2 separate regions of the Mus musculus genome follow, and region 1 is linked to region 2. Evidence: chromatin loops called from intact Hi-C (ENCODE). Cell type or tissue: left cerebral cortex. All regions are shown on one strand. Each heading gives the region's core, and the rest is flanking DNA. Links, peaks and the distances in the headings are about the cores only. Region 1 holds the start of Gm41952 (a long non-coding RNA gene). Region 2 overlaps Fcmr (Fc fragment of IgM receptor).

What was found. A loop is a pair of places that touch in the nucleus more often than their neighbours do. Peaks named below come from ENCODE experiments on the same cell type or tissue, not always from the same donor. Only the 100,000 strongest peaks of a DNase experiment are listed, where the experiment ranks them.
Region 1: it touches region 2 in a loop (2.0-fold over the local background); 20 of 42 quality-filtered maps call a loop at or near these places.

The regions. Positions count from the first base shown.
Region 1 is chr1:130,957,299-130,966,453 of GRCm38, reverse strand. Gm41952 (a long non-coding RNA gene) reads right to left here and starts at 2,964. Exons shown (of 3, transcript XR_878521.1): 1 at 2,934-2,964; 2 at 2,534-2,638. In left cerebral cortex, for the core only: no CTCF peak of the experiment used is centred there; a DNase peak (open chromatin) is centred at 4,168.
Region 2 is chr1:130,871,207-130,880,361 of GRCm38, reverse strand. Fcmr (Fc fragment of IgM receptor) reads right to left here. Exons shown (of 8, transcript NM_026976.3): 2 at 5,982-6,314; 3 at 5,209-5,340; 4 at 4,180-4,399; 5 at 2,458-2,609; 6 at 2,021-2,179; 7 at 1,851-1,909. Among named protein-coding and RNA genes, the nearest start is that of Fcmr, 10 kb to the right of the region's middle. In left cerebral cortex, for the core only: CTCF peaks have their summits at 3,244 (motif pointing left) and 5,033 (motif pointing left); DNase peaks (open chromatin) are centred at 3,227 and 5,044.

The DNA of each region.
Region 1 (9,155 bases), core at 1,314-6,313, 87 kb before region 2:
GTGGAGCTTTGTTTCTCACTTTAATGGAAATGCTTCACATTTTTCTCCTCTTATCATGATGTTATATGATGATATATGGCTCTGTCATATGTAGCCTTTATTATGTTGGGACATGTTTCCTTAATCTCTGCTATCTTCAGGATTTTCAGTCTGAAGAGATGGCAGATTTTGTCAAAGACATTACTAATGACTATTGAAATGATTTCATAGTCTCTGCCCTTGAGCATTTGTTTTATGGGATGTATTTATATGTGTAGATTTGTGTGTGCTGAGCTATCCCTGCATCTCTGGAATGAAGCTAACACTATTACAAAGAATCATCTTTTTGATGATTCATAAAGTTAGTTTGTAAGCATTTTATTGAGAATTATTGTGTCTATGTTCATCAAAGGATATTGATCTATTTTTCATTATTGCTTTTTTATCTGGTTTTGGTATCAGGGTAATGCTTCCTAAAGTGAATTTAAGAGCATTCTCTTCTGTTTTATGGAATGATTTAAGAATGAGTATTGGTTCTTTGATGGTTTGCTAGAATTCTGCAGAGTCAATCTGGTGTGGACTTTGTTAGTTGGGAAATTTTAAATTATCGCTTCAATCTCACTGTGCGATGCATATCTACTTAAATTTTTTAAATCTCCTTTTACTCTAACTTTGGCAGATTATATGCATCTACTAAGTCATTCATTTCTTTTAGATTTTCCAGTTTAGCAGGATATAAAATTTTAACGTCTGTTTTTATGACCTTCTAAATTACACTGGTAACTGTTGGAATGACCCTTTTATCTTTTATCTCTAATTTTATTAATCTGTGCATTTGTTCTTTTGATTACTATGGCTAAAACGTCATGCTAATTTAACACACCATCAATTCAATGCTAAGCACGTTCCATCTGTTTTGCCATTTTCTCATTCATTTGCTGAGTTCCACTCCAGGTCTTGGATATCATATATCTGCTCATTTGTGTCCTCTTGGAGGTGATAGATCATTTGAACTAATTATTTAATTAATTATATCCCAAATACTGCCGCTTCCTCCCCTCTCACAGAGCTCCTTCCCCCCATCCCTCATCCTCCAGCCCCTTTGCCTTTATCCTCTATCCCCATCCCCTTCACCTCTGAGAGGCTGTCCCCACCCTGGGTATCCTCGCACCCCAGTGCATCAAGTTCACAGGATTAGGCACATTTTCTCCTCCTGAGGCCAGACAAGGCAGTCCTCTGATACATAAGTGCCTGGAGCCTCAGACCAGCCTGTGTATGCTTTTTTTTTTTTTTTTTTTTTTTTGGTTGGTGCCTCAGTCTTTGGGAGCTCCTGGCCCATTTTGAGACTTGTCCCATGGGCAGGCACCAATCCTTCCCACTCTTAATAATGCTACGTTGTGCTTGCAGACAGGAGCCTAGCCTAGCTGTTCTCCGAGAGATTTTTCCCAGCAGCTGACAGAGACAGGTGCAGATGCTCACAAACACTGGACAGAGTTCAGGCCCCTATGGAAGAGTTAGGGGAAGGATTGAAGGCCCTTAAGGAGGTGACAATCCCACAGGAAGACCAACAATGCCAACTAACCTGGATCCCTGTGATGGATTATTTTTAACAGTAAACTTGCAATTTTCATTTCACACTTTCCCCAGTGCAGTCTTTTGAACTCACTAGTTGCGTGTTATAACCTTCTGGAGGAATGTGCCCTGCTTTCCCATGTTTCTTGTGGTTCTGTGTTGTGGTTTGTGCTGTTTTGTCTTCGGATCTTTGCATTGTTCAGTCTACTGTTGTATTGTTCAGTCAAAAGATAAGAACTGCGATTACAGCTACAGCATGAACACACTGACATACATTTATGATGGTGAATTGTGGGACAGTGCCACCAGGCAGAAAACCTGGTAAGGTTGAGCAAATTTAGAAACCCCGGTACTCTCATATCTGAGAACGGTAGATGTTTCATCTACTCCTGACCAGACTCCTGTCCTGGAACACGTGACCACAATAAACCATGGAGAGGACGGTGACAATCAGTCACATAGGGGTAACCTCCCCCCACCCCCCAAAAAGGCCCTCCACATGGAGATGAGGCATCCCTAATACCTCGGACCAAGTCAATAGAAAGCATCTGCTTAGACCCCACCCCACCCCAAAACATATATAAGACGCTATCCATAAGAAATAAAACACATAAGTTACTTCATCAAAGAGCGTCTGTCTTATAGCTGTAGCACTTAGGGGGAGAGAATTCTCTCCGAAGCTTTCCTCACTGGAAGCTCCTCCAGCCTACTGTAGTCACTCCCCACTCGGTGGCTTTGACCTTGGCTCCTTAGCTGCCCACTGTGCCTGGCCAGCCAGGGCCTGGCTGTTATCCACCACCGACTCAGGAGCAGCATCGACCATGGAAGAGACCCAGCAGCGTGTCTTGATCCAACTACCCCTCCCCTTTGCATAGCACAACTCTTTGGCTGCTCTAGCCAGGCCAGAGCCCTGCAAATCTCCATGGACAGAATCTGGTACACAGACAGGCAGTTAATATTAATTGATAGGATTTATACTCACCCAGGAAACCTACTTGTAGCAGTGCTGTGAAGACACTCTCAGAGGTTTGACTGAAGGAGGGACACACACCCGAATGTGGCGAGATCCCATGGCTGAGGTCCCATTCTGGAGGAAAATGAGAGAGTGAGTCACTCACTAGTGTCCATCTCTCTTCGGTTCCTTACTACAGAAGGACTTGCACTGGGAACACTGTCTCGCACTCCTGCTATGTCTGCAACTGAGGGGAACCTTGAACTCCTGATCCTCCTGCCCCCTCCCCCCCTTTTTGAGCACTGAGATTATGCGCATGAACCACCATACCTGTTTTATGTAGTTCTAGAGATTGAACTCATGCAAGCACCCCACTAACTGAGCTACATTCCAGTCCCTAAATGATTTCCCAAAGCTCATAGTTACTTACTGGTGTATGTAAGGGATTTAGGCTATCTGTCTTACCCCACAGTCCAAAGGTTAGGCAAGTCTCAGGTGACTAGGTCAAAGTTCTTATCTGCTTTACTTCAGGTGCCTTCTTTTTCATATTCAGTCGAGAGTCTTGTGTTTATCCATCTTAAATTTCAACTTGTTGGAATAAACTTATTCCAGATTGTTAAAACATTTAGGACCCTCATCTGACATTCCCTGTCCCTACTCTCGTTCCAAATGTCACATCTTTCTCAAGCTTGCTAAGTGTGCCCTCTGAAACTTCGTTCAAAAAACAAAGGAAGGGTAGGAGAGAAGGATCAGTGGGCATGAGCTCTGTGGCTGCTTCAGAGGACTGGGTCTGGGTCCTCAGTCATACCCATGCCAGGTGCCTGTAACTCCAGTAGTGGGGCATCTGATGCCGTCTCCTAGCATCCATGGGCTTGTGGGTACAGGTGAGCTTCACGAACTCAAGGATGCATGGGAGTTAGGCAAGAGAAAGACAGACATCCTTGCCAGATGGTTAAACAAAAATACACACAGAGTGTATAAACAAAAATATGGTTGAACATAAATACACACAGAACACACATACATATACACGCACAAGCACATGCACATATTTAAAAAAAAAAGACAGGAAAGTATAGAAGCTTGTGTGGAACTGTTAGAAACCACTCTCCTTCAGGCTGAAAATAGTTTGTGAGTCTGCAACCTTTTCAAGGTACCAGAATCCTACCTTACCTTTGGCTTTTTACCCAGATTTCAGGGATCTTCCAAAACCCTATATTTGAAGCCTAAAGACTCTTTTACACCACCTACAATCATGGCCTATTAATAATTAGCAGATACAATTAGCTTCCAGATGTTAGCCAAATAGTGGATGCTTTTGACCTTGCATGAGGCCTAGAAGGGGTAAGCTATTGGCACTTTGTATGAACATAATAAGTCCTTCGCACATAGCTCTCCTCCTCTTCTTTCTCTTCCTCCTCTTCCTCCTCCTCCTTTCATCTCCAGAGTGATTGTTTTCATTATCTGTTGCTGAAAAACAAACTGTCTCAAAACAGTGGCTTCAAACAATGGCAATTATTTAATCATGTATTTAAAACTCGGACATGGCTTGGCAAGAACGTTTGGCTTTTAATATGGGTGTATGCGCTAGAGCTGCAGAGTGAAGTCTGTTTGGCACAACTCTGAGCAGCTCATGAAACTGCTTTACTTTCTCCTCCTACTCATTTTCTTGCCCCATTTCCAAGTTCTGCCCCTGTTAACCATCTGGCCAGGATGCCTGCCTTTCTCTTGCCTAACTCCCATGTATCCTTGAAGCATTAGTGAAGTTCACCTTTACCCACATGATTTCTCTGATACCCCATACCGCACACCTCTATTTCCCTCCTAACTTTTGTACTATGTTCTTCAGCATGCAGTGGCCCTCTTCAAAACACATATCCCAATGCAATGAGTTGCCCTTTCTACCTGCCTGTTTCTCTCACTAGATTCTTGTCTCTCCAAGGGAAGGAGGTGTTGTCTCTTTGCCTTCCCATTGTCTAGCATAGTGTGTGCTCAGTATGTTGAATCAATGAATGGTTTCAGCATATTACAGTTCTTTTACACTAATATAGTCTTATGAAAATGACAGATTGGCAACAAGACCCAGCCCCTACAAAAGACTCAGTGAGGCAGGCTATTTTGGATCAAAGATTACATGATTTCAAATTCATTAGGTGTTTGGAGACATGTACTTGCACATAGTAAGCAGTCTATAAGCATCAGTTGCTGTTATTAACATTGCCACAACTGTAGCTTTCAGAGGTTCATCTGTCCTGGCTTAAGGTTCTTTTTATTTTCCTATGAAGACTCCTCTTTGAACAGGACTTTGAACTACAATGACCTCCTTCCAGATGATGCTAACACCTCTGGGAGCTCCCTGGTGTTAGCATTCCCTCCAGAATAGAATAGAATAGAATAGAATAGAATAGAATAGAATAGAATAGAATAGAATAGAATAGAATAGAATAGAATAGATAATGTTTATACTATATATAATATATTTACATTAGATAATATATTTGGGGATATATACATACACATATACATATACATGCGCATGTACATATATATGTACATATATATGCATATATATATATACATATATATACACACACACATACTCATCCATCCTCTCGAAGAGGAAGTATGTGCAAAACTCAGAATCCGTATGTGTGTTCATCTTGGCGAAGGCTCATTCCATGCACCAGCCCTATCAGCTTCTTTCCAATTCGTTTCTGTTCCCAGCAGATAGATTTGGATATTGCCACCTGCCAGGTGTTTCTGAGTTTCCCTAGGTGTGGCAGAGTTGCAGAGAAGCAGAAGTGAGTTCATGACAGACTGATCTGGCATGCTGCCACATGGGACCAGCATCTTCTCTCCCTTCCATTTCTTCTTCAGACCAAGGATCATTTGGAGGAAGTCTGGGAGGAAAGGCTAGCTGGCGGAGTAAAGATAATTCCACCCTCAGAGATCTGGTCTACCAGAATTTAGGGGAAGAGTCCAAGTTCCTCAGGTTCTTAGGCCTTGATCTTGTCTGGACTTAATGGGATGGCTAGGAGCTAAAAAGTCCCAGAGTTCTCCATATCAGATACTCTGTGCCCCATTCTGCCCAAAATTTGTATAAACTTCAGCGTAGCATTTCAGCTTGATCTGTGATTAATGTTTGGTGCTAGGAAAACTAGTGTCAAAGCCAAAATTTTTCTAGGGAAAGAAAGAAGAGAAATTTTCAACTTGGCTCTGAGGATGTATGGCAGACCAGGATTCTGGTTCAAAGACTTTCATGAAGAGAGGGTTGGAGGAGGCTTCATGGGAGAACACCCCTGAAAAAGAGGGCTGAAAAGCAAGATGGGTGAGAATAGGAAGCGCAGTGCCCATGAATAGTCTTGCCTGTGGGCAGTTTGAGTAAGCATCTTGGAGGATGTGTTGAAATCTATTGGGAGGTCAGAGGAAAGGATGGAATTGAGATTGTTTTATTTGTGGTACTCTGCTGTATTTCAGACTTAAGCCTCCTTCCTTAGGGAGTTCATCTCTGACCATGAGCTGGATTAAGTTCTCTATCACAGGCTCCATACCATAACCGTGGCAACCATCATCCACTCTGGAGTCTGCCTTTGAAGGGTCAGATCCCAGCTTTTGACTCATGAGCGCTGCAATCTAGTGTATTTATTTATTTATTTATTTATTTATTTATTTATTTATTTAAGCACTTTAACAAGACCCCCAATACTGGGATTTTAAGAAGAAAGGGGATTTACTTATCTCATCATCTAAGAGGTTGCAAGTCTAAAATAATGTATTCCACATTGATATGACTTCTGGTAAGGAACTAATGGCAGATGACATCATGGTGGAACAAGCGTATGAGGGAGACTTCTGGGCTTGCCTAGTTTTATGTCAATTTGACATTAGAGAGGAGGGAACATCAACTGAGAAAATACCACTATAAGATTAGTCTGTAGACAAGCCTGTGGAGCATTTTCTTTATCACTGATTGATAGGGAGGGCCCCACTCATTGGAAGTGGTGTCATCCCTGGGCTGGTGGTCCTGAGTTCTGTAAGAAAGCAGGCTGAGCAAGCCATGAGGAGCAATACAATAAGTAGCACCCCTCCATGGCCTCTGCCTTCACAGGTTCCTGGCCTGTTTGAGTTCCTGTCCTAACTTCCTTCAGTAATGAACAGTGAAGTATAAGCCAAATAAATCCTTTCATTCCCTAATTGCTTTGGTTGTGGTGTCTCATGGTAGCAACATTAAACCTACCTAGTAAAACTTCCCATTATAAAACAGGATTCCAGGGAGAGGGGCAGGCTTGTTCCTTTTGTAATGACTTTCTTGGAACTAAGTCAAGGGTATCATGAGAATCCCTTCAAAGGGTGGTTCCTAGTGACATAAGGAACTCCCATGAGACCTCACCTCTTTTTCTTAAAATTTATTTTTATTTTATGTATACGAGTACATTGTAACTGTCTTAAGACATACCAGAATAGGGCATTGAATCACATTAAAGATGGTTGTGAGCCATCATGTGGTTGCTGAGAATTGGACTCAGGACCTCTGGAAGAGCAGTCAGTGCTCTTAACCACTGAGAGATCTCTCCAGTCTCAGGATTTCACTTCTTAACATACCAGTATCTGAAATCCTGACGAATAAAAATCAAACCATATCCAAGCCACAGAATCTAGGGCTTCTCAATTCAAGTAATGTAGCTAAAATCAGTCCCTTCTCACAAGGGTGTAAAAGTTTGAGTGGGGTAAAAACTTGCTCTAGGGGCCCAGTTGATAACACCTTCCACACCACAAGGAGAACTCTGGTTTCCCCTGAGTGGGCCCACATATTCTGTCCTTCCAGGAAACTTGCTTCAGGGGTGCAGACAGAATGATCTTTAAACCTCTTTCTTGGTTGAGTCTTTGTGTGGTTTAGGTATCAAGGTAACTGTGGTGACAGTGTTCCTTCTGCTTCTATTTTGTGGAATAGTTTGAGGAGTAGTGTATTAGCTGTGCTTTGAAAGTTTTGTAGAATTCGTTTTGGCTGGAGGACTTTTAATGACTGCTTCTATTTTCTTAAAGGTTATAGGACTATTTAAGTAGTTTACCTGATCTTGATTTAACTTTGGTAAGTGGCATCTGTCTAGAAAATCATCCATATTGTTTAGGTTTCTCAATTTTGTGGAATACAGGCTATTAAAGACCTAATGATTCATTGTAATGTCTCCATTTTATTTCTGATTTTGTTTATTTTGATATTGTCTCTCTGCCTTTTAGTTAGTTTGGCTAAGGATTTTTCTATCTTGTTGATTTTCTCAAAGAACCAGCTCTTGGTTTTGTTGATTCTTTTTATGGTTTTCATTGTTTCTAATTGATTACTTACAGCCCCGATTTTGATTATTTCCTGCTGTCTTCTATTTTTGGGTGTGTTTGTTTCTTTTTGTTCAAGAGCTTTCAGATGTACTTTGAAACTGTTGGTATGAGAACTCTCGAATTCTTTATGGAGGTACTTAGTGCTATGAACTTTCTTCTTAGCACTGCTTTCATTGTGTCCTACAAGTTTGGGTATGCTGTTCCTTTATTTTCATTGATCCTAGAAAGTTTTAAATTTCTTTATTTCTTACCTGACCCAGAGATCATTGGATAGCAAGTTGTTCAGTTTGCCTGAACATTGGGTAGAGAGAGTGTAGGCTTTCTGGCGTTTTGGTTGTTGTTGAAGTCCAGCTTTAAACCATGGTAGTCTGATAAGATATAAGGCATTATTTCAATTTTCTTGTGTCTGTTGATGCTTGTTTTGTGGCCAAGTATATGGTCAATTTTGGAGAAGGTTTTATGAGGTGCTGAGAAAAAGATATTTGTGTGTGTGTTTGAGTGAAATGTTCTGTAGATAACTGTTGGGTCCATTTGATTCATAATGTCTATTAGTTTCATTATTTCTCTGTTTCAGTTTTGTCTGGATGACCTGTTGATTGGTAAGAGTAGGGTGTTGAACTCTCCCACTATTAATGTGTGGGGGTTTGATATGTGATTTAAGCTTCAGCAATGTTTCTTTTATAAATGTGGGTGCCTTTGCATTTAGGGCATAGACGTTCAGAACTGAGATATCATCTTGGTAGATTTTTCCTTTGATGAGCATGAAGTGTCCTTTGCTATCTCTTTTGATTAGTTATGGTTGAAAGTCTATTTTATTAGATATTAGAATGGCTAGTTCAGCTTGCTTCTTCAGACTGTTTGCTTGGAAAACTTTTTTCTAGCTCTTTTCTCTAAGGTAATGTTTATCTTTATTGCGAAGGTGCATTTCTTTTTTTTTTTTTTTTTCTTTTTTAAAAAAATTTTTATTAGGTATTTTCCTCTTTTACATTTCCAATGCTATCCCAAAAGTCCCCCATACCCACCCCCCCCCGACTCCCCTACCCACCCACTCCCCCTTTTTGGCCCTGGCGTTCCCCTGTACTGGGGCATATAAAGTTTGCAAGTCCAATGGGCCTTTCTTTCCAGTGATGGCCGACTAGGCCATCTTTTTTTTTTTTCTTTCCATTTTTTATTAGGTATTTAGCTCATTTACATTTCCAATGCTATACCAAAAGTCCCCCATACCCACCCCCCCCACTCCCCTACCCACCCACTCCCCCTTTTTGGCCCTGGCGTTCCCCTGTTCTGGGGCATATAAAGTTTGCGTGTCCAATGGGCC
Region 2 (9,155 bases), core at 2,508-7,507:
AAGTGGGCCAGCCCTGGGGCTTTTCAGGGTACAGTCTCACTCTAAATAACTGGAAACCACTTCATTCTATGTGGGCAGGACACACTTTGCATAGGGTTTAAGACTGAAATCATAGGGCCGAGCAGTGTGAAGGAGGTCCTCCTGTAGAAGGCTCCCCTTGGGGATAAAGGGATATGACTTGTTCTGGAAATATGCATCTTCTCCGGCAACCAGTTAGAGGCAGGGTGAATCATTTCTTGTACCTCTGCAAGGACTCAGAGAGGCCATGACATGGGACAAGAGTGCATTCCAGCAAAGGGCGGGGTAGCGGAGGAAGACTGCAGACCATGTGGGCACGATGGCGCTTCTCTTCCCCAGTGAGACACTCCAAGACTTCCCCTTCATGGCAATTCTCAGAAGACCAGGCTACGTCAAGACTAACATGGCACAGGACTGTGATCCCCACAGAAGAATGCCACCACAGAGACTTCAATCAGTCATCTAAATGAAAGTTCTAAGAACTAGAAGGGCAGTCCTCTGAATGCAGGAAGCATCCTTTGTAAGGGACTTCTACATTTTGTATTTTACCAACAGGAGAAAGAGCAGAAGGTTGCTTCAAAAACACATCTCCCACTGAATGTCAACGTATTTGGTTTAAAAAAAAATGAAAACTTTCCCTATGAAGACTGAAATATGAAGACTGAAATAAGCCATTGAGCATACTCTGTATATTTGACACACACACACACACACACACACACACACACACACACACACACAGACACACACTTATTGAGAGAATGAGACAGGGTTAGCTTTCAGCAGGAGGCAGTCCAGAAGAGGGTCTTGTGAGCGAAGACTGGTTATGTCTGTGTTTGGAGGGCAGGTGTGGGGGGCACATTCAAACAGCTGGAGGTGACTACAGGGCTAGGTAGCATTCTTCCCTTTTTATATGATCATTTAAACAATATATTGCCAGCCAGGCATGACATGACTTCACGGCAGCTAATGGGAGGCAAGTACTAGTGAGATATGAGAATGCAGGGTCACGATCCTAAGGAAGCCATCATCTCTGTGTGTAGAAATAAGAACTTGGTTCTGGTGGTTGAGTACTAACCATGGACCAGGAAAGCTGCCTGGAGTTGTTGGAACAAAATGTCCCTGGATGACCTCATGGATTAATCCTCTTCTTCCTGTCCCTCTGGTTTGAACCCTGAGGGTTTGGGGGTCTGTTGTATTTAATTAATTTACACTAATTAACACACGCACATTTGATGCCCTTATTAACACGTTTTCTGACTACAAAGCCCAAATGTTTTAGACTTTGGGAATGCTTAAAGTTTGTTCCCTTAATTTGGGGGAACAAAATGATACCTGCTATGTTGAATGTCTGCATCTCTGCCCAGGCACTTTAAATAACGCGGCTCTCTCTCTCTCTCTCTCTCTCTCTCTCTCTCTCTCTCTCTCTCTCTCTCTCTCTCTGTCTCTCTCTCTCTCTCTGTCTCTCTCTCTCTCTCTGTCTCTCTCTCTCTCTCTCTCTCTCTCTCTGTCTCTCTCTCTCTCTCTCTCTCTCTCTCTGAGATGTCTGAAATACCTCTCTCACAGAGGTAAAACTATCTGAGTAGCTTCCACCCCATCTAGCTTTCTAGAAACCTAGCGTCCTTTTTACACCTTAGTCGCTGCAGGGGTACCTTCCCTACTAGACTAAAGACATCCAACATTCATTTATCCGAAAAGAAATGCTTGCCAGGTAACTAAGATAACCACAGATTTTGCAGCGCCAGCCTTCGAGGGCTTCAATTTAGGGACTGGATACAACCGGTTGGGGGGGGAAGAGCCTGGCTGAACGGGCCGGGGTGGGCGGAGCTTACCTGCGGAGAAGCGGGGGACGCTGAGGCTGGGGCGTTGAGGAGCGGAGCCTCCGCTGGACCTATGAGACAGAAGAAAGCGGTGAGGACCCGGGTTTCCCACGCCTGGTCACCACCTGTCCCCGGTTTCCGGCTGGCCCCAGTCTCCACGCCTCGCTAGTGTGTGCGCTCACCCAAGCTGTCTGGTCCCCGTGCGCGCCGGGGGCAGGCGCTGTAGACGTTGTTCTGCGAGCGCGGCCTCTGCGAGGCATCCCGGCGCTGTGTGGGGAACGGGCGGGAAGCCCCCCGGCCTCGCCTCCTCATCGCTAGTCGGCCCGCACGTCTGGAGGAGGCTTCAGGAGGTCACCAAGAAAAGAGAAGGGCATGGCATCAGACACCAGTGGCCACCTGCCTCTTTTCTCCCAGACTGAAGGCTATACACCTCTAGGATGCCTGGCAATGTTGTAGCCTGGACTTAGACGCCCAGGGTACAGAGCACAGGAGCAAGGGCAAACTATTTTTAGACTCCATTTCTCATCCCGGTTACCTGGGCATCCGAGCTAGATCTGAATGCTCTGGGCTCTTGTACTTCAGGTCTCCCAACCACAGCCCAGATCCTCAAGTGGCTCACCTCTCCTCCTTTGAATGGCTCTTTTTACCACCAGTCCCAAAAGAACCAGCAAGAGAAAGCCCAGGAAGGTCGGAATCAGGATGTGAAATTCTGGGATGGGGATGTGAAGCCCTCGGTCTTCTCTCCCATAGTGTGGGCCATGGTGGCGTGTCCTTGGCCGTGGGAAAAAGGAGAGAGACAGAGAACTTAGACAAGGAAAGGAAACTTAAAGACTCACCCTTCAGTGGCCACCTTTCTTTAGGTGATTTCGAGTTGACCCATTGTTAACAGAATTTCCTCCATCATCCCCAAAGAGATTTGTTTATGGGGTCAGGAGTCTTTGGTTCAAATTTAAGTTCCTCATTTTACTGGTTTTGTGCTCTTGAGCGAGTTTTAATTTCCCTGAGTCTTATTTTGTTATAAATGGGTATCAGAAATGGACTTTGGACTTTCACAAAACTGTTCTGACCAAAATCATAGGGGGTGGGAAGAATTGAAGACAGCCAGTCCATCGCAGGGTCTGATATGGCTTCTATTCCCACAGTTAGAAACCTTGGCATAGGCAGACCTGTATTAACCACACTTGGACATTGTGTGTCTTTATCACAGTTGACATGAAAGAAACATTTATTACGTGGATTTCTGAGATGGAAACTAAGAGTCCTAGTTTCATTGAAGCCACATAGATTTTATTGCCCCAGTTCCCTCACAGGATCCAAATGATAGCCTTTTTTCTCTTTTGTATTTGCTCAGGCAAATTGCTTGTGGGGTTTCACACACATTTGCTTTAATGCTGCCCCCTAGTGGTTCATTGAGGTCCGATATTTAGAACCAAGCTAAGCAATAGTAACATTTGTCACAAAGTGTTAGCAGCATTAAGAAGGAAAGAAAAAAAAAGTAAGAGTAATTTTAATGCTAATTGATTAGTAAATACTTTTAATTACTTTAAATTAATTAAACCCTTTTTCTCATTTAGTTATACATTACAACAGGCCTGAATGAATCTGTATGATAGAAAGACCTGAGTCTTTCTATAAGATCAGAACTAGGGAGTTGCAAAGAATACTACATGTGGGAAAACTCTGCTAACTAAGGTCAAAGTCCATCATGACTGGATAGCCTCTGGGCCTGGTGTAATATAAGAGACTCCCTTCATTAGTGGGGTTTCAAGGAGAAACCCCACTGACCTTACCTGGGGAATTCTAAACCCACACGTTTCTACCTGAGGAATGTCACGAAGCCTCAATGAGATTGCAGAATCAATTTTCTTTCTCCCGATAAATCTCGTTCAGCCAGAACCTGAGATTCCTAAAATGCTTCCCCATGCTAGTGAGGTATCCAGGTAAGCCCCCAGCCAATGACCTTTGCCTATTTTGGATTTTTCTACTTTCAGTCCCTCAAAACTTTATAAGCCTTGAATCACCCTAAATAAAGTTGATCTGCCTCCTGATAGCTGGTTCCAGTGTGGCTAGTCACTGTATGTACTCACAGGGCTTCCAAATCCCCTCCCATCTCGATGCCTCTGCTTCCACTGCCCTTGTGGACAGAATTGGCTGATGTCCACAAGGGCAGGGAGACCCACAACAACAAAGCATATTCTTTGATGATAAGACTAATGCATTTATACAGAACACTCAAAAGCAGAGCATTTCTCAGAGGGTTTCTGGAGACAAAGCTGAGAAGGATATAGGATGACTTCAGGGCTCTTAGTACACAGGCACTAAACATAGAAGCCCTTCTTACCTTTGCTCATGAAGTCTGGTGTGGTGGCTGTAGCTGGCCTCTAGGGGCCTGATTGCTTGCTGAGTGGAAGTCTTTGAGGCTGTGGTTGCTGGCAGGAGCGCTGGGGACTTGGTAGCTGACACAGAAAATGCTCTGTAAACTCTGGGATGTTGGGTTACTGAAGTGATGCTGGAGGGCTGGTGAACCGGAGGGGCCTCAGTCTTTGGAGTTGGCGTGGTAACTTCAAGAGGGAAGGGAAAGCTTACATCAGTGGGAGATATGCTGTGCTCTCCAGTCTCCAGGAGAAGTGGGTCTCCTCTTCCACCCACAATCACTTCTCCCCTTTTGCCCATACACACCACCTGTTTTTGTAGTCCTTGTGGCCACAAATGCCTTTATAGTGCTCTAACTACACAAAAAACTTTCATGCATGCATGCATACATACTTTAAATATTTTCTCCAGGATGCCTTCCCTGACCTCACAGGCTTACTGTCTTCTGGACATGGGGAGTACCTTGCTCTTCTGTGCTCATATATTCTTCCCAATTTCATCCCAGTCAGTCACACTCATGGATCTATGATCTGCCCAGTTACACTGTTTCTTTTGACCCCAGCAAGGCCTCCTAGTGCAGCAATGTTCAATTAACGTACCTAACTCACCAGTATATGTTAAGATGCATGGGAATGTTAGTAGATAATCATCTTTTAATTGCTAAATAGAGTTGTTAAAACCACTAATTACCAGCAGGTAGAAGACACCCCTGCAGGTAGCAGGAAACATACTGACCTCCAGTTGGCAAACGTCTGCCCAGTCTTGGTTTCTAGTCATTCAAATAGGACCTGGGGTTTGTGAATTGGGCACTTTGTTACTTGTATGCCACCTAGTGGTGGTATGTGACTCCTCCAACTAGGGCCTGGCCTCTTAGCTGTCAGATGAAGGTCCTTCCCAAGGAAAAAGCATGGGAAAGTCCCTTCAGCTTTGCTAACTGCCTTATGAATTGAACAAAACAAGTCTCCCTCTTCTCGCGCTCTTGACTTGATGAGCTCACCTTTGGCTATGACTCCAGAAGAGCTGGGATGTTCACTCCCGTGGAGCCAGGGCATCTGGTGCTGCAGAAATCTGTGCAACCATCTTGGCCGCTCAGAGGTCCATTCATCTTCCCAGAATGGTTCTGGGTATTCTATTGGAGGCAAGAGGGATTCGTTGGTGATCATCAGGGAAGAGATAAGACTGGAGGGTCCAGTAAGAGCTGACTCAGCCAAGGCCATGAGGAGATGAGAATAGTCCACAGAAACAACAAGAAAGGAACGGGTATAGAGTCTCCCTGAATGCTGGCCTTTCCCACCAGCATATCCAGCGCTCCCTATAAAGCCATTGGACTGTTGGGGGTTATACATTGCTGAAGCAGTCATGCACATGTTAGGATGTCATGGAAAAGTCAGAGTTAAGAAGAAATGTAGGACCCCACCGTATAGTAACACATTTGGCTCGATCATTGTTTCTTAGTCTTATCCACCCAAGACATAATAATCACACACATAATAATTACATAGGACATGCATGGTTCCTCTGATGGTTTCCTCATCCTCAAAACCTCCTCTGTCTAAGGTCTACCTCTCCATTCATGCCCTGGGTAGAATGGGCAACATACAACATCTATCTTACTCCTTTCATCTCCTGTGGCTAGAAGGTTCTAGGCTGTGGTGTCGGTCAACTGTGAAGTTAAGCTGTGTTGTTCTGTGTTAATACTGGGATGGCTAATATGGCAATAGTATGGGATGGTTACAGTTAGATGCTGGTCTCAGTTTTCTAAACACCTACCATTATGGACATTCAGGGTGATTTTCTGGGTCTTGCCTTTGTCTGTCTTCATGCCCACACCACAGGCATAGATTCCATCGTCATTTTCCGTCAGCTGTGTCATCTCCACTAGGAATAGCTTCTTATCCAAGCATGGCGTCAGGGTGACTCGCCTTTCATATTCCTTCTTGACAAAGGTGTTGGACACCACAGTGGAGCATATCCCAGGTTTGGCCATCTGCCGACACAGATACATCCTTACGTGTAGTTGAGGGAGTGGGCATTCGATGATAATGGATCCACCCCACTCTACATTCAGCTGTACTTCTGGGAGGACTCTCAGGGCCCCAGACACTGCGAAGAGAAGAAACTAATGCAGAAGAAGCCCCATTCTCAGATGTGTCTCTACTTCATCCATACCTCCCCCTCACACTTCTCTCCAAACCTATTGCCGACCCCAGACCACCCCCAAATTAACCCCCAGATCTAGCCATGCCCTGTCACCAGCCCAGCCTCAGCCCTACAGAGTTTTCTTCTGATTTATGCCCAGATCCTTCATTCTCATTCAGGCTTACTCTGTGCCCACCCCATGTCCTTAGCCTCAGCCTCATAATTAAACCCGAGCCTGTAAGGACCTAGACACAACTACAATGCCTACTCCAAAGAGAAATGAGATGCCAGGAATGACCCCCCCCCCCAGTGGCACATAACCCCCTGAGGGACTAAAGTCTGAGGGTGAGAAAGGTGACCCATTCTTACAGCAAATTGTCCTTCTGGGTTCTTCTTTTCTCAATTCTGTTCATCTATCCACTCCTCCTTTCAACTCTACTAAACCATTCAACAAATATACATTTGATACCTTTCCTGGGTGCTCCTCTCTCATACAGTAAGTCATGTTGTAAATTATACCAACAGACAGCTACTCCAGTACAATGTAATAGATGTCTTGAGAGAGATAGCTCAGGGCTCCCTGACAACAGCAAGCAGGGACACCTGACTCAGGCCACTGAGGGGATGGTGTCCTGGGAGGATGGCTTTTGAGAGAAGTGGTGTCCAACGCTGTACCCTGAAAGAATGGGCATGGAGGGTGCCTGAGAAGGTGATGCTTGTCACTAGGGTGGAGAACTCATGGAAGGGCAATCAGGGTGTGCCTGAGTGTGAGTATACATGCATGGGTGTGAACATACATATGCCTAGGAGAGAAATAGGACAAGGAGGAGTGGAGGTTGTGGGTCACAAGTTCCTGACATTAAAAAGCAAGAAAAGGGAAGTGTAGCGTAACCCAACCCACTATAGCAGAGGGTAAAGCCACAGATGGCAATCTAAGTGGGTCCCAGCAAGTGCCTCCATATACCGAGAAGAGGGTTGTCTTAGTTGCTTTTCTATTGCTGTGACAAAACACCAGGACCAAGGCAACTTATAAAGGAGAGCATTTAATTTGGGGCTCATGGTTTCAGAGGGTTAGAGTTCATGACCACTGTAGGGAGAGGCATGGCAGCAGGCAGGCAGGTGTGGTGTTGAAGCAGTAGCTAAGAGCTTATATCTTGATCCACAAGTGTGTGTGTGTGTGTGTGTGTGTGTGTGTGTGTGTGTGTGTGTGTGTGTGTGTGTGTGAGAGAGAGAGATAGAGAGAGAGAGAGAGAGAGATGAAGTGATGTGTAGTTTTGAAATCTCAAAACCCACTCCCAGTGATACACCTACTCTAACAAGGCAATCTCCCCTAATCCTTCCCAAGCAATTCCACCAAGTTAGAGCCAAGCATTCAAACATATGAATGAATGGGGGCCGTTCTCATTCAAACCATCACAAGGGTGTGTGCTTATAGTGTAAAGCATGTGTGTGTTTAGCTGGGCCTGGAGAGCTAAGGTGGAGATGAAAAAGGCCTTTCAGGTAACAAGAACAGATTGCACCGAGGTAAGGACGTGAGAGAATGTGGCAGGGAAATCTGCTGGCTTATGATGTTTATCTACAAACCGTACATTCTGAATAGCTTCAATGAGCTTAGTCATGCGAGAGTTAAAACATTAGAATATCAATGGGTTTAGGGCATCTAGATTAGGATATCTCTGGTAGAGGGAAGTATTGAAGAGAGGTGAAAAAACATGGGCTAGAGATGGGGGTTAGGTGACAGTGCAGAGGAGCTGGAGAATAGCCACAGGAAGTGTTGAGTTCTGAAAGTGAAGCTATGCTAACAAGTTGGAGGGGGGAAGAGGCAGAGGGCACAGTCAGAAGTACATGGTCTGCCAAGGAACCTTGCATTTGATACACAAAGCTCAATACTGCTTAAAACTGCTGCCAACAGAACTCACAAGATGGCTTTGTGCCTGGACCCAGGCAATAGAAAGGTGACACATTCACAAAGTTCCAGCCAGCCAAGGCTCAAGACCTGATCCAGAGGTTGGGGGATTCTTAAAAATGACCAGATTCCTGGACAAACTAACTAGCTCTCTTTAGAGTCTATGGTAGCATCTATGACCAGGATTACAAAAACAGACTTCCAAGACAGAGCAAAGTAGGTAGGATTCGTAGTTTAGAAGTTTGAAATGCTGGGTCAGTCATTGGGGGCTCACTGATGCCTATGAATTGTCTTGTCCTTGGGCATGGTGGCTCCCTCTGTCTAGGCTGGTGTAGGGACCTGCTTTTTAAAGACACACCTCAGATGTAATTCCTGGCAACTTAAAAGTGGTTCTTGGGGAAAAGGGGGAGGGGGAGAAGGTATCTAAAGGAACTCACTGATTTGATACTAATATTATATAGGCAATAAAGTGATCTCTAGTTTCTAACCTCTAATTTGGTGACTGAATTGTAGAAATAGTAGAAAAGAGGAAAGCTGTAGTTTGAAAAGTCACTGTCGATATATAGTTGGATGAAAACGCATGATTGAGATGTTAGCATCCTATATTCTTTTCACAGTGCAAAAGAAGAAATAAGGCAGGGCCTTGAGGGCTGAGGACACACTGGAGATTTTCTAGGTGGGAGTGGGATTCAACCCAATTTGAAACAGAATGCTTGGAAAGAAAGTGGGAAGCACTTGGCTTGAGATTTGTATGTTGATTAAAGAGCTATAGTTTATGGGCGTGTGTTTGTGGATCAGGCATTCTCTTTAACTGAACCTGCAGTTTACTCATTCACCAGCAATCCTGGGCTTTCTCTTGTCCCCACCTTCCCAGCTCTGGGCTCACAGGTGTGCGGCAC